Linked DNA regions of Homo sapiens: region 2 is linked to region 1. Evidence: chromatin loops called from intact Hi-C (ENCODE). Cell type or tissue: IMR-90. All regions are shown on one strand. Links, peaks and the distances in the headings refer to the core of each region. The heading gives the core; the rest is flanking DNA. Region 1 overlaps SPECC1 (sperm antigen with calponin homology and coiled-coil domains 1). Region 2 overlaps SPECC1 (sperm antigen with calponin homology and coiled-coil domains 1).

Region 1 (2,809 bases), core at 67-2,566:
TTAGCAAGTTGGACTTCATCAAAATTTAAAATTTTTGGTCTGTGAAAGACCCTGTTATAAGGTTGAAAAGATAAAAGAGAGACTGGAAGAACATATTTGCAGACCACATATCCAATAAAGAACTAGTTTCTAGTACATATAAAGAACTCACAAAATTCAACAGCTAAAAAAAAAAGAAATCTGGCTGGGCGCGGTGGCTCACACCTGTAATCCCAGCACTTTGGGAGGCCGAGGTGCGTAGATCACGAGGTCAGGAGATTGAGACCATCCTGGCTAACACGGGGTAAAACCCCGTCTCTACTAAAAATACAAAAAAATTAGCTGGGCGTGGTGGCAGGCGCCTGTAGTCCCCAGCTACTCGGGAGGCTGAGGCAGGAGAATGGCTTGAACCCGGGAGGCGGAGCTTGCAGTGAGCCGAGATGGTGCCACTGCACTCCAGCCTGGTGATAGAGTGAGACTCCGTCTCAAAAAAAAAAAACAAAAAAAAACAAAACAGGCCAGGCACAGTGGCTCACACCCATAATCTCAGCACTTTGGGAGGCCAGGATGGAAGGATGGCTTCAGCCCAGGAACATAGTGAGCACCTGTCTCTACAAAAAAATTTAAAAAATTAACCAGGCATGGTGGCGCATGGCTGTAGTCCCAGCAACTTTGGAGGCTGAGGCAGGAGGATCGTTTGAGGCCAGGAGTTTGAGGCTGCACTGAGCCATGATCATGCCATTGCACTCCAGCCTGTGTTACAGAGTGTGACGCTGTCTCTAAAAATAAAAAATTAAATTAAAAAATTTAAAAATATGAAATATATTTCACCCTTTATATTGACTTTAATTTCTATTTTGAAGAAAAATTATTTTAAAATTATATTTGAATATCATTAATTTTTTTAACCTTTGAGAAGAATTACAAATTTCAAAGTGATAAAAATGAGAAAATACTAAAGTAGAACTTGGGGGAAGCTGGGAAGAAAAAATAAAATTCACCACACAAAATTCACCCATTACTGATTAAAAAAAAGATGAAAATGAGTAAGAAAATTATTGTCATTAGATCGACAAGCTACCAGGTCATCTGAAATCCCTGACACTTGATCTCCTTTACTAGAATATTTAATTATATCAGAATATTGTGAATAAACAGATGGCCCCCGCTGCACTCTTGCCCCAAGCCTTGCAAATATGAGGGGCACGCCTGCTTCCTGCTTCCTGCTCCCTCCTTGTGATCTGACAGCACTCCTGAATAGGAGAACACAGTTATAAATACCTACATCCAGAATCTAACTCTGTTTTACAGAGAAACACAAAGCAGTTTCACACAGCATTGCTATTATACACTGAATTTTCTAGGAATGCAACTATCATGTAACTTAAGGAAAGACAGTACTTTGCTTTATTCAAAATGTTTACCCTGAGCTGTCAACATTTCAAAGTCACTGATGTCAACACGCCTGGTATTTGAATTCTCAACACTGCACCCATGAGTCAGTCTCATTTGTAGCATTCAAGCTTAAGGCAGCAATCTCCACTAATGTACAAGCATCTGTCTTCTAGTGGAGTCAGGCTCCAGCACTTACACACTGATATGTCACTTCATTAGAAATTATTTGCCTTTTATTTCTTCTCTACATTATAGGTACAGCATTATATTGATTTTTTTCAGTAATGTATATGGACTGGTGAATTTCATTTTAGGATATTAAAGGGCACATTACAGAATCGTCATCATTTAAAAGGGTAACTGGACTACTAAGTTGAGGCCTCTGCCATGAGCAGCTTCAGAAGGCCTGCTAGTGTTCCCTTCTCCTTGCCTGCATGCACAGAAGGCCACACAAGGGAAACAGCCATGGCCAGCTGATAAGAACAGGGGCCATCATGCAAGCAGAAGGGGAGGACAAGGCCACCTTCCAACAGGCACTAAAGTAACAATGAGAACAACAAAAACAAAATACATAGAAAAGAAAAAAATGGCAAAATTGCACTTCAGGCTTTAATGCCCTCCTTACTTTCACCCCAGATAATGCAAAAATTTTTCCTCTTCCTTCGACAGAGCGTAAATGATATGACCTGGCTGGGCGCTGTGGCTTACGCCTATAATCCCATCACTTTGAGAGCCTGAGGCAAGAGGACTGCTGGAGCCCAGGAGCTCCAGGCTACAGTGAGCTATGGTCACGCCACTACACTTCAGCCTGGGCAAAAGAGTGAGAGTCTGTCTCAAAAAAAAAAAAAAAAAAAAAAAGATGACCTGATAACCACACATTCTCCAGTAGTATCCCTCTCAATTTCTGATTTTTGGACCAATACTAGCTTCCCTCTGTAAAGATAGGTGATCACAGAAAACTCTCTAGATCTATCTGGAAAGCTCTGGCAGATCATAAAAGGGGGAGCAGCTGAGGATTCCAAGTAAATATGCACCTATGAAACAAAGTTACTGGTAGAAATGGGAGATTTCAAAAAAATCTGCAATTTGCATTCTCATTTGAAATTCAAGATTTGATAGCTATGAAAGTTGAGCAAGAAGTCATGAAGAAATAATTTGAAAGCACAGAAATCAGACTAAAGATTAAAAACATAATAGTTGAAGAAAAGAAACATACAAAGCAAAGCACATTAGATGATAAACTTTGAAAAATCAGAGCATGAATGAAAGTGATCACAAGAATCAGAGATAACATATGTGACATGGAAGAAATACCCAGGAGACCAAATACACACATACTTTAATTTCCTGGAGGAGACTCCAGGGTAAAAAGAGAAGCAATAATCAAAGTAATAACAGCATGCCTAGAAGGCATTTAATAAAAGCCATGACCAAA
Region 2 (2,809 bases), core at 122-2,621, 79 kb before region 1:
TTGATAGATATACAAGAAACCCTATGTGATAGCATGCCCCCATCTTTACCTCAAACTCTCACCTAAAAATACTAGCTAGGACCTTTCCCTTCTTACTATCAGTATTTGATACTTCTAGTTAGCATGCAGTAAGATGTAGGATACATGAATAATAACAGTTTGATTTTAAACATATATGTTGTGCCTTGCACTCTACAGAAAATGCACACTTTCCTTTAAATTACATTTAGTTTATTCCAGAAGATTCCAGATTTTATTGCCTCTATTTACCAAAGCTATAACTTTAAATGCTTTCATTATCAACCAAGGATAAAAAAAAGTTAAATGAACAAAGAATTTTAGTCAAGAAACCAAAATGTACAAAAAATAAGACAAAAAAATTAATAAAGATAAAAGTAGAAACAAGTTAATCAGAAACAGATTAATAGTGGAATAGATAAACTAATCCAACTGATTCTTTGTAATGGAATGTGGACAGACATACTCTACTCTTCTGGATAGGAAGACAAAATATCATAATCATATCAATGCAAGTTTTTATGCATGCTCAAACATGTATAAACTGAGAAAAGGCCTGAAAGGACATACAGCAAAAGGTTAGCAGTTTTTCTCCAAGTGGTGAAATTAAAGGTAATACTTTTCTTTTTTATACTTTTCTGTACTTTTTAAATCGTCTGTAATAAAAATATTTTATGATCAGAAAAAAATAAGCTATTTTTAAGATGTCAAATTATTTCTCACTGATATGCACATTTAATGTAATGCCAAACTACCAAAAACACAGAGGGACTGATAAAGAACTTCAAGAAGGTGCACATGGGAGATAAAACATTTTGCCAGAGAGTAGTGAGTAATCTTAAAGTAAAAAAAGAATAATCTTACTCCACAAGATATTAAAACCCAATGCCAAGCCTGACTAGTAACCTCTAATGGAATTACTTCCGTACTTTCAATAAAATACCTACAAATTTAGAATACAGACAAAGAGAGAAACTCCTTAACATGACCCACCACTAAGCTCATCAGATGGCCAAATTGCAGAATCAGGCTGCAACAGACTCATCTTAAGACAGACGAAGCAGTGGAGAAAAATCTCCCTGAGAGCTCATGGCATAATTTGCTCCTTGAAACAATGACAACCCCTAAACTAAGGTAGGAAGATGTTTTGAATCTCTCTTGCCAGTAGATCCCTAAATCAGACCCAGAACTTGGAGGGAACAAGAAATAGGAGGCCATCTCTCTGCACCTCTCCAGCACTGCTCTGGGAGGTGGGCAGAATATCATAAAATCACCACAATTCTTGCATCAAAAACAAAATTACAGGCTGATTAAAGTGTTGAGAAAAGTTATTTGCTCTTGGGCTATGGAAGATCTTCCCAAGCAAAAAAGGTTAAAAAAATGAAATGATTAACAGATTTAAATGATATAACAATGTAATACCAAGTGCTGGCAAAGGCTCAGGAAAGCTCATGATCTCATGACCGCTAGGATGAATAAACTGGCATAATATTTCTGAAGGGCAATCTGGCTGAATGTGTTGAAAGTCTTTAAAATGTTTATACTCTTTGACTCGGTAAGTCATCGTCTAGGAATTTTTCCTAAATAAACAGTAAGATAGATATAAAAAAGTATTTATAATATTGAAAGACTGGAAAGACCACAAATGTTTGACAATACATGTATGTTCAACAACAGGGTAAATATGAAATATTTATATTAAAATAGTATCTGGCCTTTAAAATAATGTTTAAATGAATATTTAATGATAGGAATATGCTGAGAAAAGTTTTAATATTTCTAAAATGTCAAATGCAAAAAAAGTTAATAACATGTACAGGATGATTATAAATTTGTGTAACTTGTATGATACACATACACACACATATATCTGGAAGAAAACACCAAAATAGTGGTAATATTTTAGTTGAAAATTGGGAGTGATTTCATTTTCTGTTACTGGCAGCTAAAAGCATGCTGACAGACTGGCAAACTCCCACTCAATCTTCAGAACTCAGCTCAGTTGCTATTTCTTCCAGGAAGTCCTTCTGTGCTACGCCCAACCCCCACGTTACACCAGATGCCCCTCCTTTGCACTAGACTAGAGCCTGGGCATAGGCTGTATGATATTCTTTTATCACTGCATCATACTCTGATTTGACTCTACATCCCCACATTTTGAACCGCCCATAATCAGAAATTTGGGTGTTTCCTTTTTGTATCCCCCAATCCCAACCTGTGTGCAATCTAACAGGCCTTCAAGCTGGAATGCTGGCTTCGTGAATGAAACAGACTAAGCAAATGCTTCTCTGTGCTCTGTGAATTTAGAGGTTAAGGGCAGAAATGTGAACAAGGATGAGCAAATACCAGTAAAGAGCTGTCTCTTCTCACCTTGGCCAGCAGACTGGAAACATGTTTAATTTCACCGTTTGCCTTTAGTAATTCTTGTCTGAGCTCATTGCAAGACAGTTCCAGTAGATCTTTCTCTGCTCGGGCTACTTTCAACATTTCTTGAACTTCGCAGCTCTCTGCCGTCTGCTCCACAGCACTGGCCTCTGTGGCTTTCTGCTTCTCACCCTGCAAATGAGACTTCAAAGATCCATTCTCCATTTTTAGCCCTTCCAAGGTAACTCTACACTCTTCCAAAGTTTTGGCCATCATGTTATTATTATGCCGTTCCAGTTCTAGAAACTCATTCAGTTTTTCATTTTCTTCCTTCAGACGTTTAATCATTTCTAAAGCTCCTTGGTTTTCTTCCTCAACCTTCCGCAAGCTACAGGTCAACTGCTGCTGAATGTTGAGTAGCTTCTCT

The links. Hi-C counts contacts between places; a loop is a spot of excess contacts. Peaks named below come from ENCODE experiments on the same cell type or tissue, not always from the same donor. Only the 100,000 strongest peaks of a DNase experiment are listed, where the experiment ranks them.
Region 2: it touches region 1 in a loop (3-fold over the local background); 3 of 110 quality-filtered maps call a loop at or near these places.

Annotation. Positions count from the first base shown.
Region 1 is chr17:20,126,861-20,129,669 of GRCh38, reverse strand. All of the region lies in intron 3 of SPECC1 (sperm antigen with calponin homology and coiled-coil domains 1), which reads right to left. Among named protein-coding and RNA genes, the nearest start is that of SPECC1, 120 kb to the right of the region's middle. In IMR-90, for the core only: no CTCF peak of the experiment used is centred there; a DNase peak (open chromatin) is centred at 1,449; H3K27ac peaks cover 1,420 bases.
Region 2 is chr17:20,205,492-20,208,300 of GRCh38, reverse strand. It overlaps SPECC1 (sperm antigen with calponin homology and coiled-coil domains 1), which reads right to left. Exons shown (of 15, transcript NM_001243439.2): 4 at 2,389-2,809. Among named protein-coding and RNA genes, the nearest start is that of SPECC1, 200 kb to the right of the region's middle. In IMR-90, for the core only: no CTCF peak of the experiment used is centred there; a DNase peak (open chromatin) is centred at 1,520; H3K27ac peaks cover 309 bases.